2 separate regions of the Homo sapiens genome follow, and region 2 is linked to region 1. A link is an interaction called in ENCODE POLR2A ChIA-PET data of the cell type or tissue named here. Cell type or tissue: B cell. All regions are shown on one strand. Each heading gives the region's core, and the rest is flanking DNA. Links, peaks and the distances in the headings are about the cores only.

What was found. Peaks named below come from ENCODE experiments on the same cell type or tissue, not always from the same donor. Only the 100,000 strongest peaks of a DNase experiment are listed, where the experiment ranks them.
Region 2: POLR2A ChIA-PET joins it to region 1 with 6 read pairs; 4 of 35 experiments call an interaction of 5 or more read pairs at or near these places.

What each region holds. Positions count from the first base shown.
Region 1 is chr7:25,083,961-25,092,189 of GRCh38, forward strand. No RefSeq gene overlaps it. Among named protein-coding and RNA genes, the nearest start is that of CYCS, 37 kb to the right of the region's middle. In B cell, for the core only: no CTCF peak of the experiment used is centred there; a DNase peak (open chromatin) is centred at 4,091.
Region 2 is chr7:24,772,776-24,781,004 of GRCh38, forward strand. It overlaps LOC124901820 (translation initiation factor IF-2-like), which reads right to left and starts at 1,410. Exons shown (of 3, transcript XM_047421177.1): 1 at 1,243-1,410. The coding sequence starts at 1,410. It also overlaps a transcript of GSDME not described here. In B cell, for the core only: no CTCF peak of the experiment used is centred there; no DNase peak of the experiment used is centred there.

The sequences.
Region 1 (8,229 bases), core at 2,212-6,211:
ATGGGGTTTCGTCATGTTGGCCAGGCTGGTCTCAAACTCCTGACCTCAGGTGATCCACCCACCTTGGCCTCCCAAAGTGCTGGGATTACAGGCGTGAGCCACTGTACCTGTCCCAAAGACGCTTTTTTTTTTTTTTTTTTTTTGAGATGGAGTCTTGCTCTGTTGCCCAGGCTGGAGCTCAGTAGAGCCATCTCACTGCAAGCTCCGCGTCCTGGGTTCAGGCAGCCGTTCTCCTGCCTCAGCCTCCGGAGTAGCTGGGACTACAGGCACCTGCCACCACACCCGGCTAAATTTTTGTATTTTCAGTAGAGACAGGGTTTCACCATGTTAGCCAGGATGGTCTCGATCTCCTGACCTCGTGATCCTCCCGCCTCGGCCTCCCAAAGTGCTGGGATTACAGGCCACCGCGCCCGGCCCAAAGACGACTTTAAAGCAGCCATGTGACTGCTACACGAGCATGCATCTGAAGTAAAAGCAAACACACCTGAAACAGTTCTATCTCGAGAGATAGAACTCTTCAGGGGAGATGCAGAAGCTATAGAAAAAACCAATTATTTTAGAACTGAAAACTACAATTTATGGAATAAAAAGTACACTGAATATGCTCAATAACAGGATGGAGAAAAGAATCAGTGAACTTAAAGATAGGTCAATGAAAATGTTTTAATATAAAGAGCAGAAAGTAAAAAGACTGAAAAAAATAAACCGAGACTCTCGGATATGTATGCACTGTGATGATTAATTTCAATATGTCAACTTGACTGAGTTAATGGATGCCCAGATAGTTACTAAAACATTTCTGGGTGTGTTTGTGAAGGTGTGATTCTGGAAGAGATTAACATTTGAATCGGTAGACTGAGTAAAGAAGATTACCCTCACCGATATGGGTGAACGTCATCCAATCCATTAAGGGCATGAATAGAACAAAAATGCTGAGGAAAGGCTGATTCACTGCTGTTTGAACTGAGATATCCATCTTCTCTGGCCCTCAGATATTGCTGCTGCTTCTTGGGCCTTTGGACTTGATCTGAGCTTATCCCATTGGCTCCCTTAGTTCTCAGGCCTTTGTACTCAGATGAATTACATCACCAGCTTTCCTGCTTCTGCAGCTTGCAGACAACAGATCATGAGACTTCTCAGCCTTCATAACCATGTAAGCCAATTCTTGTACTAAATCTCTGATTAGATAGATAGATAGATAGATAGATAGATAGATAGATAGATAGATTCAATTGATTCTGTTTCTTTGGAGAACACTGACTAATACAGGCATTATTGAAAGGTCAAATACTTATCATTAGGATCCCAGAAGAAGTTAAAAAACTGGGGGGAGAAAAAGATATTAAAAAGAAAATGGCTGAAAACTTCTCAAATCTGATGAAAAACATACACTTACAGATTCAAATATCTTGGTCATCCCCAAACAGAATGAATGGAAAGGAAACCATGTCTAAACACACCATAATGAAATTTCTGAAATTAAAAAAAAAAAATCTGGGCTGGGTGCAGTGGCTCACACCTGTAATCCCAGCACTTTGGGAGGCCAAGGTGGGTGGATCACAAGGTCAAGAGATCGAGACCATCCTGGCCAACATGGTGAAACCCTGTCTCTACTAAAAATACAAAAATTAGCTGGGCATAGTGGCACATGCCCGTAGTCCCAGCTACTTGGGAGGCTGAGGCAGGAGGATCACTTAAACCTGGGAGGCAGAGGTTGCAGTGAGCCAAGATCATGCCACTGCACTCCAGCTTGGCGACAGAGCAAGACTCCGTCTCAAAATAAAAAAAAAAAAAGAAAATAAAAGAAAATTAGCCAGGGGTAGTGGTGCACGCCTATAGTCCCAGCTACTCGGGAGGCTGAGGGCAGGAGAATTGCTTGAACCCAGGAGGTGGAGGCTGCAGTGAGCTGAGATGGTGCACTCCAGCCTGGGCAACAAGAGTGAAACTCTGTCTCAAAAAAAAAAAAAAAAAAAAAATCGAAAAGCAGCTATAGAAAAATGACATGTTACACACAGGGGAATCATCATGAATTCTCATCAGAAACTATGGAACCACAACATATTTTTTAAGTGATGAGGGAAAAGAATTGTCAACTTAGGATTTTATATCCTGAAAAAATAGCTTTTCAGAATGAAGGTGAAATAAAGACATTCTAAGAGGAGGAAAACTAAAGAAATGTGTCTCCAGCAGACCTCCTCTAAAAGAAATGCTAAAGCAAGTCCTTCAGGGGAAAGGGAAATAATACCAGAGAGAAATCTGTATCTTCAAGAGTGAAGACAAAGTAACAGGAATGAGAGCTGTCTGTTTTGTCATATATATATATTTATATATATATATTTATATATATGTATGAATCTGTATATGTACATATGTATATGTATGTATATATGTGTGTGTATATATATAATTATTTTTTCCTCTTAAGCCTTTTAAAATATTTATGACTACTGAAAACAAAAAATTATAAAATTATGTGGTGGGATTTTCAATGTAATGCATGTAATATATGTGACAACTATAACACAAAATTCTAGGGGGAGGTGGTTCAAAGAAGTCTATATACAATTGCAAGCCTTCTACATTTTACTTGGCCTTGTAAATATTAATGCTGGCCGGGCACGGTGGCACATGCCTGTAATTCCAGCACTTTGGGAGGCTGAGGCGGGTGGATCACAAGGTCAGGAGATCGAGACCATCCTGGCTAACACGGTGAAACCCCGTCTCTACTAAAAATACAAAAATTAGCCGGGCGTGGTGGCAGGTGCTTGTAGTCCCAGCTACTCAGGAGGCTGAGACAGGAGAATGGCGTGAACCTGGGAGGCGGAGCTTGCAGTGAGCCAAGATCGTGCCACTGCACTCCAGCCTGGGCAACAGAGCAAGACTCTGTCTCAAAAAAAAAAAATTATGCTAAATAAACTATGAAAGCTTAGAAATGTAATTATAAGCCCTAGAGTAATCACTAAAAGAAAAAAATGCAGAGATATAGACAAAAATTCAAAAGATACATTAAAATGAAATACCAAAAAGTATTCCAAGAACGCAGAAGAAGGCAGCACAGGGAGAACAGAGAAACAAAAAACAGAGCAACAAACAAATAACAAAATAATAATTGTGGACAAAAATCCTACCACATCAATCATTACATTAAATATAAATGATCTGAATATACCAATTAAAAGATATTGTCATACTGCATGAAAAACAAGACCCAATTATAAACTGGGCACAGAGGCTCATGCCTATATTCCCAACACTTTGGGAGGCTGAGGTGGGAGAAACATACGAGCCCAACTCGAGGCTGCAGTGAGCTATGATTGCACCACTGAATTCTAGCCTGGGCAACAGGACGAGAGCCTGTCCCTAAAATATAAAATTAAATTAAAATTTAACAAGTTAAGAGTGAGATTACATCATGATAAAGGAGAATTCTCCAGGACCACATAACAATCGTAACTGTGTACACACCTAATAGCAGAGTTTCAAATTGCAGGAGCAAAAACCAATGAAACAGCAAGGAAGAAGAGACAAATTCACAATTATAATTGTCTTTAACACTCCTCTCAGTAATTGTTAGAATAAGTAGACAGAAACTGATCAAAGAAAGAGAACACCTGAACAACACTGTCAAGTAACTGGATCTAACTGCCATTTCTAGAACTCTCTACCCAACCTTAGCAGGACACACACTCTTTTCAAGTGCACGTGAAACGTTCACCAAGATAAACCATTTTCTGGTTCATAAAACAATCAACACATTGAGAAGAATTGAAATCACACAAAGTGTGTTCTCTGATCAGGAGATAATTAAACTAGTAATCAATAACAGAAAGATATCTGGAAATCCCAAATATTTGTGAGTTAATATGTAATAAATATTGCCTGAATATTTTCCCACAGGTTTTAGCAAAACCCATTCCCATGTATGGAGAGTGCTTATTTCCTTCAGAGCACTTCTTTCTTCAAAGGTGGTTTGGAAGACTAAGAGGTTCATGAATGATCTCTGTGGTATAAATGCCTTAGAAGGGGAAGTATGTATAACAGAAATAGCACGGGATTTGGGGCTACCTGGTTGTGTAACATTGAAGAAGATGCTCCACCTCTCTAAGTTTCACTTCCCCATTGAAGGGTCACCACTGAAGCCTCTGGTGTCCAACTATCTGGTTTCCAATCCTGATGCCATCACTCACCAATATGTGATCTTGGCAAGTGAACTAACCTCCCTTTGCTTCCCTTTCATCATCTGTATAGTCACAGTAATAATAATACAGGTTGGTATATGTCCTGGCTCGCTTGGGACAGTCCTGGCTTACCCTTGTTCTTCCACTATGATTATTAATAATATCCTGGTTAGGGTGATAAATGTTGTGCTCAGTCTAATAACAGTAGCTATGTATTACAGGGTTGTTAAAACAATTAGGCTAGTTGTTACGGATAAAGTGTTTTAGAATGGTGCCAGGCAGCCAGGCTCAATCAATATTGGAGTGCCTGCTAGAGTCCAGTTACTTTTCTAGGGGCTAGGATATGGTGGTAAACAGGGCAGACACTACACTCAGAGCGTCTGGGGTGTGGCAGAGTGGCTAAGTGCACGGGCTCTGCTGCTAGCCTACCTGAGTGTGAATCCTGGCCTGTTCCCTATTAGCTATGCAGCCTTGAGCAAGTGATTTTACTTCATACCTGTAATATGAGTTGCTATGAAGATCGAATGGGTTAAAATTTGCAAAGCACTTAGATCAATAACTGGCATATAAGTGCAACTAAATACTTGTTAAATCAAATAAATATAACAATTCTAAATGTTGGAAAGATTAAATGCATTAGTACAGTCATATGCTGCATGACATTTTGGCCAATGGCGAGCCACCTATACAACTATGGTTCCATAAGATCGTAATACCATATTTTTACTGTACCCTTTCTATGTTTGGATATGTTCAGATACACAAATACTTGCTGTTGTGTTATAATTGCCTACAGAATTCAGTAGAGTACCATGCCATACAGGTTTGTAGCCTAGGAGCAATAGGCTATAGCATCTAGCCTGGGTGTGCAGTAGCCTTTACTAAACCTACACTACCTAGGTTTGTGTAAGTACACTGTATGATGTTCATACAATGATGAAATCACCTAACTATGCATTTCTCAGAACATATTCCCATCGTTAAGTGGCGCATCACTGTATATACAAACGCACTTATACCGGAGATTTGCTGTTTTTAAAGTAAAATTGTCCCTTCTGGTGTTTTTTTCTTTTCAAAATAAAGCAAGACTCCTCCAAAGGTGGATCGATAGCTCCTCTACTTCTAGAGACAAAAGACTGCCAGGAACTTTCAGAGGAATTTTTTTTTCTTTTTCTTTTTTTTTTTTTAAGATGGAGTCTTGCTCTGTCGCTCAGGCTGGAGTGCAATGGTGCGACCTCAGCTCACTGCAACCTCCGCCTCCCAGGGTCAAGCAATTCTCCTGCCTCAGCCTCCTGAGTAGCTGGGATTACAGGCGCCTGCTACCATGCTGGGCTAATTTTTGTATTTTTAGTAGTGACGGGGTTTTACCATGTTGGCCAGGCTGGTCTTGAACTCCTGACCTCAGGCGATCCGCCCACCTTGGCCTCCCAAAGTACTGGGATTATAGGCATGAGCCACCGTGCCTAGCCAGACTTTTTTTTCTAGCTTTAAAAAAGACCCAGATAATCCAAACTACAGTCCTATCATGTTATCACAACCATAAGAAGTGGATATTATGAATATCATTCTCACAAGTAAACAGAGGCTCAAAGGCTCACCAAAGTCACAGAGCTTTCTGTCTTTTTGATCAAATCTTTAGGCCAGAAGCAGTGGCTCATACCTGTCCTATAATCCCAGCACTTTGGGAGGCTGAGGTGGGTGCATCACTTGAGGTCAGGAGTTCAAGACCAGCCAGGTCAATATGGTGAAACTCCGTCTCTACTAAAAAATACAAAAATTATAGCCAGGTATAGTGGCACACGCCTATAATCCCAGCTACTTGAGAGGCTGAGGCAGGAGAATAGCATGAACCTGGGAGGCAGAGGCTGCAGTGAGCAGAGATCGCACCACTGCACTCTAGCCTGGGGGACAGAGCAACACTTTGTCTCAAGGAAGAAAAACATCTTTAGCAAAGGTCTTGAGGTGAATGTTGCATTTCAGTGTGTTTGCTAGAGGACAGCTAGCAAACTTCATTTGCTAGATCAGGCCAGAACAAGTACACATAACACACTATCAACACAAATGTGAAGAAGCTAGATTGCTCCATTATTAGAGATAGAAAAGCTGTAATAGTGAAAACTCTAAAGATCACGTATAGAAAATTGCAGTGACAGGAAAAGACCCTGAAGCTGCTGAATGCTAGGTACACAAGTCAGCCCTCCTCTTTTGTGGGATAGGATAACACACCCTCCCAAGTGCGCCACTCACAGCTTAACTATATGTGACTTAGTGCAAGGGCCCTCCTCACCATTCACCCCCAGCTTTGACAGATTTCAACCCCATTATTGTTACCAACAACCATAAGCACAGAAGTGTTTTCTTTTCTCATTGTCAAGGGAGTCCAGACATTCCTGATAGCAAATGTACGTGTGTCAATGTAACCTTGACAGACGGAAACTCAAACTCAAGTACAATGGCAACCTTTATATGCTGTAATATATGCACAATGATGGACTTGGTAATGCTTCTCCCTCGCCCCCAACTTCTTAGAATGTGCAAAATGTGCCTGTTAAATATCATAATCCTTTTTACTCTGAGCACCTTTTCCCCTGGAGCCTTGCAAGTGCTCTCCATATAATGGCCTATTTTTAAGAGTCCTCTTGAGACTGAAATGACATTCGGGCCTTAAATCTAATGATATCAGAGCCTGTCCTTATTTTAAACATTTCTAATATGATCAGAAAGACGCCTGAAAAATGAGCTCTTCTTGCCCTTGGCTTCTCATGTGCCCTAGGGAAGTCCTGATTTAGAAGACGGCCCCCTAACTCAAGTGCAAGGTGCAACAGCTGCTGACATATGTGACTGTGAGCTGATGTTGAAAATTTCTGAGGCAGGGCACAAACCTTTGACCCATCTCCCAGGCTTCTCTGGATAAAATGTGGTTTTTTACAGATCAAAAAGGAGACAGATAAGAAAATGAAGACTGAAAATCTTAGAATTATGAAAGAGAGAATCATATACATTTTCTCTTTAAATACTAATCATTTAAAATGTGTAATTTTAAGGATGCATTAAACCTGCTTGACTGTCCTCACAAGAGAAACTTCCTTCCTTTTCTTAATTCTGTTCCTGGACTTCTCCCCAGCTATATTAGCTACAGCCAGCAGTGAAGTCCCATTGAGTATTCTGTGCACTACTGGAAATCCTGTGATTCACTCCGTGGGCAGTGCTGAATTAATTGTTAATCTGGTAGTGGGTGTTACTTTTTCTACTAGATTGTGAATTTCTAACTCTTGAGATGTCAGGTAAAAGCACTTCTGAGAGAAGAAAAAGGATACAAGGACAAAGAATCTGAGATTTGCCTTCTCTCTGGAAGCCTTTTCATCTTGCCATAGGGAACAGTTGAACCATCAAAAGCCCATTTATAATTAGTGTTAGTGAAACCAGGGGCTTTGGGGAATATTGGTCGTGAACAAAGGCAAGATTGGCAAATCTTGTTAAATTTTGTTAAACGGAAGACCCAGGATTTTTAAAAGCTGAAATACAGAATATAATATTAGTAAACTCATATGATTCTGCTTAAGATAATTTTTAAAACAAATGTTAAAAGGGTAAATTTTTAAAAAGAAAATTATATATATGTACTTTTATATATATGTAGGAACGTACATATATATACGTATATACATAGGCATGGACTTTTTCCTGGAAATTACCATAGCTACAATATGTCACTGGTCTATATCATGTTAATTAGCACTTGATCTGTGAAAGAAATCTGAGCGTGAGGTAATTCAGCACTGTCACCCAACTGGCCACATTAATCTTGAGTATTTTCCCCAGGGGATTAAAATCTGTCACCTGATGTGGCTACCAAGGTGAAATACATCCTCTCTCCTATGCTTTGCTAAGGACAGAGAGGGGCCAATTTGAGCTGTGCTAGAACAGGTTTGTTTGAATGGAGCCAGCATGTGAGCCCACTCAGACAATGGTCTGAGTTCTTCATTGAAGTCGTCTTCTTCCTCTGGTTCCAGTGTAGCCAGTGATGCAATTTGGTTTGCCCTTTTGCAGT
Region 2 (8,229 bases), core at 2,494-6,493, 310 kb before region 1:
GAAATCTAGTTGTAGAACTTAGAAAGGTATTTCTTTCTGACTGGTTGCCCGGTTGCCTCTTCCTCTGTGCGCTAATATATCTTTTATTTATAAAAGAGGCTGTTCAATGAGACTTGATCTTAATAGATAAAGAATCTAATTGCTATGGACTTGGCAATTACAGCCAATGAGACACCCAATAGCATTCAAGGACCTATGGGGTTGGGGTGAGGTAGATGTAGTAGTTGCTGATTATAGACAATGGGAATTGCATTGTTACAGAATACCATGCTCTTAACCCAAGGTGGGCTATGCAAGCCAAAACTCAAAAACAGGTAAACTTGTTCTTCTCACCTCCATCCCTGAAAAGTCTGTCTTGTTCTCCTGGAAACTCGTCAGTGACAATAAAAAAAATGTTTTTCCATCTTCTTTTCTTTATAAACTCAATTCCATTAGGCACTTTAAGCCCTTGTATGTAATCCAATTCAGTGTTTGCTCTTACATGGCTGTTTAAATCATTTGGGCCTTAATTCTGTTCTATGATTTAGACATCTCAAGTTATATATATCATCATTTGAAACACATTGAGAAACATTACTTCATAGCTTAGGATAAAGCACTATTATTATTTTTACATTTTAGTGCAAATCATAAATCCAAATATTTGTAGCCTTCCTTTTAGTATGGTTTATGACTAATTCATTTTAATTATATTCCTATTTGATGGCAATTCATATTCTTCCATCTACCAATTTGATATCAGTTCTTATTTTTGTATGTTTTATGGAGACTCTCAGCTTCAGATATATTATGCAGATCTAACGAATTTTTAAGGCTAATTAAGAGTCACAGTCATGTTGTAACTTGTCAGTATAGCTCCCTCTCTCCCCCACCTTTCTAAGAGCCTGTGTCTTCTAAAATAGTGATGGCATGGCCTCTTAGGTTTTGTCAAGTAAGGGAGCTTAAATATATCTATGAACACATCCCCTGAAAGAATTCTCTCTAGAATCTGGTGCTTTCCTTCTGCCTTAGTGTTAACTCCATTTGTCTGCTATGGAAAGTTCTTGACCCCTCCTTCCTGAGGTTACCAGAAAGCTCAAATGCTGCAACCACATCTTTCCTAGTTCCCAGCATAACCACATCCTTGCTTTTTCACAATTTCCAATTTCTTTTAAATTTTCCTGTGTTTACATAGAGGTGTGTCTCTTAGATGCACAAATGTCTTTTGAAGGTATGTGAAATCTAGAATATAAAAACATTTACCCTGCTTCCTTTAGGAGGAGAAAATGTTGTCTTTCTGAGAGACTCCTGTATCAGTACAGTCTGAGCGATGAGGGACTCCCAGGCCCTGCTCATCCTCCAACTCCTTTCTAACTCCATCATGGCTGCTCCAAAGAAGTCATCTCTTTCCACGTCATTTCCTGTTGGCATCACTCATTTGCTCCTTAACATGAACAGTATCATATTCACTTTATTGGTCTGTCTTCCCTCTCCCTCCCTCCCTCCCTTCTTCCCTCCCTCCCTCCCTTCCTCCCTCCCTCCCTCCCTTCCTCCCTCCCTTCCTTCTTCCCTCCCTCCCTCCCTTCCTCCCTCCCTTCCTTCCTTCCTGTCCATCTTTCACCTTAAGCCCTCGAAGAAGGCCCAGGACCTCCCAAAATACTTCATGCTTTTCCCACAACTTCAATTTTGTGCCACGTCTGGCTTTAAGATCCTGGGTCTGCAAACTTACTCATGCTTACCAACTCCTTCCTTTTTTAAAAAAAATTTTTTTAAATTAATTATATATTTATTTATTTAAGATGGAGTCTCGCTCTGTCACCCAGGCTTGAGTGTGGTGGTACGATCTCTGCTCACTGCAACCTCTGCCTCCCAGGTTCAAGCAATTCTCCTGCCTCAGCTTCCTGAGTAGCTGGGATTACAGGCGCATGCCACCACACCTGGCTAATTTTTGTATTTTTAGTAGAGACGGGGTTTCACCATGTTGGTCAGGCTGGTCTTGAACTCCTGACCTCATGATTCGCCCAACTCGGCCTCCCAAAGGGCTGGGATTACAGGTGTGAGCCACTGCACCCGGCCATAACACTTTCCTTTCTTTAGAGCTGATGCAGATGTGAAACCCAGCCCCTGTCTTTCATTTACACAAATACTACCCACACAAGGCATGTGTGTATGGGGGATGTTTCTGAATGCTGGGGGAAATGGAGTTTGCAAGGAAGCAAAACAAGCAACTAAATAATGCATAATAGGTGGCCCTGGGATTTTGCCATCTCTGTGGTTTCTTTGTCTTCTGGTGATCCATACCTTTGGGGTGTCATATTTCACCCGCAGTGTTTCATCAAATTAAATTTCCCAACAAAAACAGTTCCTTTCCCAAGAGGAATTCCAATACCAAGTCTGTTGGTACATTTTTCTCATGCTGTTACAAAATATTATATGGACACATTAACTTCTGAACTCTATCGTAAGTCTAGGAAAGCAAAGACCTTCTTTCAGATTTCTTAGTAACTCAGGAAACAGGAAGGTGATGGATGTTGATCATTTGCTATGTCCAGTACACTGCTAGTTAATTTTTTGATATATGTTATTTTACTAATTTCTGTACTATAAAATCAGTGTGATGATATCCGTTTAATTAGGAAGCTAAAGCTCAGATATGTTAACTAATTTGCCTAAAAATCATATCGCTTGGAATGCAAAATCAACACAAACGTGTGAAGTGACAGGATTTGATGATCCTTCAAGCTTGCAAGGAGCTGCTGGGGACGCCTTGAGGTTGCTGTCCTCCTTCCCTACCTGCCTGCCCCAAGCAGCCTCTCAGAATCTCTGCTAAGGGCCAGCGCGGTGGCTCACGCCTGTAATCCCAGCACTATAGGAGGTGGGAGGCTGAAGCTGGGCGGATTGCTCGAGGTCAGGAGTTTGAGACCAGCCTGGCCAACATGGTGAAACCCCGTCTATACTCAAAATACAAAAATTAGCTGGGCGTGGTGGCGGGCACTTGTAATCCCAGCTAGTTGGGAGGCTGAGGTGGGAGAATCACTTGAACCCAGGAGGTGGAAGTTGCAGTGAGCCAAGATCATGCCACTGCACTCCAGCCTGGGTGACAGAGTGAGATTCCATCTCAAAAAAAAAAAAAAAAAAAAAAAGGCCAGGCACAGTGGCTCACGCCTGTAATCCCAACACTTTCGGAGGCTGAGGTGGGCTGATTGCCTGAGGTCAGGAGTTTGAGACTAGCCTGACCAACATGGTGAAACCTCGTCTCCACTAAAAATACAAAAATTAGCCGGGCGTGGTAGCGGGAGCCTGTAATCCCAGCTACTCGGAAGGCTGAGGCAGGAGAATGGCTTGAACCTGAGAGGCAGAGGTTGCAGTGACCTGAGACCGGGCCATTGCACTCTAGCCTAGGCAACAAGAGTGAAACTCCATCTCAAAAAAAAAAAAAAAAAAAAAGAATCACTGCTAAGAAGGAGTTGTGATATGGAAGAGCTCCTGGGGTCCAGGCCACAGTGGACGTGGTGGCGGTACTTCTAAGAAAAGAGAAGTCTTCAAAATGAGAAGATGCAGGGACCTGAGTCAGATTGTGTCTGTCACCAGGAGCCAGTTCTGGGTTTAATTGTCACTTGTTTTAACTTTTTATTTTGGAAAAACATCAAACCTATACCAAAAAGATAGATCAGTGTAATAAACTCCCGTGTCCACCATCCTCCTCGATAATTATCAACATATAAGCAATCTTGTTTCATCTGTACCCAGCTCCCCACTCCCAACTATTTTATTTTGAAGCAAATCCTAGGTTTCATCTTATAACCAGGTTTTTGATATGTGATCAAGAGTTTGTTTTTATGTCATTTAAAAATTCGATTAAAATTAAATCCTTAATGGATCGCCTTAATTAAAACTTCCTGCAGCAGGTATAAGTTCTATTAAGCAAATGAGCCTGGTAATATGAAAATCAAAAGGGCACTCTGTCAGCCTCATTCTCTTTTTCTTAGGTCACTATTCCCACTTCCTGCTCTAAAGGTGATTTACTTTCTGAAGAAATTGGATGCAAATTATGTTCTTTCATTTCTTAAAAGACTGGAAATTCATTTATATGTGTGTATACCTATAGTCATAGAGATGGTGCCAAAAAGTAAAAAATCGTGCACCAAACTATTAACAGTGTTTTCTTGGGGTGGTGTGAACTCAGGAAATTTTCAGTTTATTCTTCCTTTTAGCTTATAATTATTAAAAATGTTTCTAGTTCTATAAATAATATAATTGTTATATTCACTGTATTATATTTTAATAATTGTTTATATTTTCTCTATTTCTAAAAGTAACGAATTACTTTTATGATTAAGAAAATGAACAAAAATGCCATTAAAAATATATGAATTCGAAAGAAGCTTGTATAGAAAATAACACCTTGGCTTCCTTACACGGGTTGAACTCTTCAGTAAAAATCTAAAATGGGAGAAGTATTTTAATCAAGCAACATAATTTGGACACCCTGAAATTGTCCACATAGGCGATCCTCTAGTTTGCCTATGGATCAATCATAATCTGGCCCCGTATATTATCCGAACCAGAGACCACACCCATGGGCTGACCAAGGCTTTTAGGGATGCTTTGGAATGCAAGAAGAGGTGTAGGAAATGAAGTTTTGGAATCGAACCACTGGAAGTTTGCGGTTTTATAGATGGCTCTTAGGGGAAGAAAGGATATTTGAAAGTAGAGCTCCTCTAGAAAAATGCAGACATACAGAAAGTCACTGGCACATTTTGGAGCCAACCTTGCAGGTGATGTCACTGAACAGGAAGCCCACACCTAAGACTGAGCCTGAATTCCTCTGCCTCCAAGAAGCACCCCTCACCTAACCCCAGATCATTAGCTTAGCTCAAGTGTTCTTCCAGGCTCTGATGTGAGTGGTGTCTCATGGTGTGACAAAAGGAGATTAAATCCTAATGTCCTGTAGTTGCAATTTATTTTGCTTTTTGAAAAAGTTTATGAAAGCCAGGCACAGTGGCACGCACCTGTAGTCCTAGTCCCAGCTACTCAGGAGTTAGAGGCAGGAGGATCGCTTGAGCCCAGGAGTTTGAGGCCAGCCTGGGCAACATAGAGAGATCCCATCTCCAAAACAAAAGCAAAAACAAAGTTTATGAAACCATAATTCTTTTTCCAATTTTTCTGCTAAGAACATGTATTATGTGATTTAAAAAAGAAAAACAAATATATTGTGCCCTTGAATCCACTCCAGCTTCCCATCTGTTTCCCATAAAGGCTCCCTCTAAAAGGCCGGGAATGAAAAAAAAAAGATGGAGGGACAAAGAAAGAGAGAAAATGGTGGGGGAGGGAGAGAGAGAGAGAGAAAGACTGTGTATGTGCATGTGTGTCTGTAGTGGCGTTAGAATGGATTATCAATAGGTTTCAAAATGTCCCTTCTTACTCAGAAAGGGAAGGAGAGATCCAAGCAGAAGGACCAGGTTAGAGCTAGCAATCAGGTCTCAGCCTTCCCAGGGGCCTTTGTAACAAAAGGCTGGAACCCAGACATGGATAGACCAGACACTGGGGCCTAGAAGCCTGGCCAGGGAGCTTCAGACCTCAGCATCAGACCTGAGGCTGAGCAACAACAAAAAAGTAGTCATCAAAGATCTTTAGACCAAATGTATTTGTATTAAGAGACAGGCTAGTGTGAAGTAAACAAAGAAATCACAAATGGAAGACTTTTTATTTTGTTTTGTTGCACCCTTGTCCCAGTTTGTCCAAGGCTGAGGAGGTCCCTGGTTCACAGGACTTCCCAATACTAGAATTGGGAAAGTCCGGGACAAATTGGTTGCCCCAGGTGTTGGGTTCCAGGGCCCATCGACCTTGTTGGCTGGCCGACATGCAGGTTCCATCTTGGGGCATGAGACAGCTGCTCCAGCTTCCATCCTTATGCCCATGGGCAGCCAGCAGGAAAGGGGGGCAAGCACGGAGGGGTGGCCTCTTTCATTTTAAAGGGCCAACACAGAAGCTGCACGTACCACTGTGGCTCATGACTTTCTAGTCAGAATCCAGTTACGTGGCCACTCCTAGCAGGAATCTGGGAAATGCTGTCATTAGCTGGATAACCATGCACCCAGTCAAAGCTTCTCTGTTGGTTTGGATTAAGGAGAAAATAAATTTGGAGGGCATCTTGCAAGCTGCCATAGTACTGAACAGATAAACCTCAAACACCTGCCATACCCCACAACTCCCTCCTAAGTGGTCTTCCTGGATAATTGTCATGCTGGTCCCATGTGACCTCCACCTAAGCCTCAGCTGAGTGGACTGGAGCTCATCCCATGACCCAAGTGCAGCCAACTTCCAGCAGCCGATGAGACAGCCTGATGCAACAGCCTTAACATACGAGGCTATGACTCTTTCCTAAAATAACTGAAAGGCAGATACGGGAAGTTGGTTAGTCAGATGCAGAAGCTGAAAGATATCTAGAAAGAAATTAGGCAGCAGAAGCTATGAGTAGAAGCCATGAGGTAGAGCAAAGACATTCAGGTAAGAAAGTGGTTAGTAACTGCAGAATGGCAAAGGCAGAGGCAGCCAGGCCCTGTGGAGAGGATTAACTTATTCTTGAGAAGGAAAAGTTAATCTTATTGATAGAAGTGGGTGGGTTCCTGAATAATCCTCCAGTTTCATAAATGTATTAGAGTCTCTGGAGGCCCAGGAGTATGGCTGTTCCTACATTCCTACACCTTTATCTCAGTTCCCAGGGTGGGGAAGTGATACATGGTGTGTGTGTGTGTGTGTGTGTGTGTGTGTGTCTGTGTGTTGTGCCATCAATGGGCTTTCATCAGGGGAAAAAAAAAGAAAACAGAAAACCCCACTAAAAATGGCCTAACCAGAAAAGACATACATCTGTCATTTCACGTATCAAGACGTGCAGAGGAAGAGCAGTTCTGGGGCGAGTGGATTCGGAGGCTCAGAGAGATTGCCAGCAGCCTGGGCTCTTTCCACCATCTCTCGCTGCCATCCTCAGTGCCCTGGCACCATCCTCAGGCTCGCCCCTTCTTGGCCTCAGGATGACTGCAGAAACAGTCCACACCAACAGCATCCCTAGGCTGGAAAGGAGATGCTTCTCTCTTCAGCCCCTTTCTCAGATTGTGGAAAACATTTCCAAAGCTGCCAGCACATTTCGCCCTCATCTCATTGGCCAGAACTTTATCCCACGCCCATTCTGAAGGCAGCTAATGGCAGGAGCAGGAATGCTGTCTAGGCTCAGCCTGATCAGGGTCTTGGGGCTGGGAAGGGGCTCCGCCCTGCTTCAAGCACAAGGCTGCCCACATACAAAGAGAATTAAAGTTCTGCTAATAAGTAAGTAAGAAGGAGGATGAATAAATGGCTGAGGCCATCTCCAGCATCCCTGGCAGGACGTCCGAGAAGTTGGCTGGCCCTTCTGGCAGGTCCCATGCAAAGTTCCCGCCTTGTGAAATCACAGCCAGGACCTAGAGTTACATATTAGAAACTTAATTTTGCCACCTGATATATTGATTAAGTTATGGGGTATTGATACACCCTAGCCAAAGGTCAGCGTATAAACCAGGATATCAGTTTATTGATTTGTAATATAGGCTGTGCAAATCTCTCTCCAATGGCGAGAAAACTCATGTTTATCATCTGGTACACAGCAGATGAAAAACCAAATTAATATTCAGGAAGTTTCTTAGTTGAGCATAACCAAGAAACATAACATCCAAGCAAAGGATTTGAGCTGTTTTCTGCCCTTCTCTGTTGGTGCCACACATTTTCACACTCCTACCGCTTTGTACACACCCTTCTTGCCTGGATAGCTTCGTGGCCTTGCTCTGCCTGAAAAATGCCCATTCAGAGCAACTTGAATGTCATGTCTTCTGTGAAATCTTCCCTGAAATGGAACTAACTCCTCCCTTTGTTAAGTTTCTATGCGTTGTAAATATTCACAGGTGGTTACGCCCTCTCTCAATGCAGTATAATTCTCCCAGAGAGCATGAACTCCGCAAGCGGCAGAGCAGGGTCTTAGTGACCTTTGTCTACCCAGTAGATGGCATGCTGCCTCTTCTGGAGCCTAGTAGGATCTAGAAGATTGGTTCTGAGTTTGGTGTGTATAAGAATCACCCAATTCCCTCAAAGAATTTGGTTTAAAAAATCATATTTCCAGCCCCTACCCTCAGAAGGCCTAACTCACCCAGGACTCTGCATTTTAACATGTACCCAGGTGACCTTGACGCAGGGACTCAGGCCCCATTTTGGGAAACACTG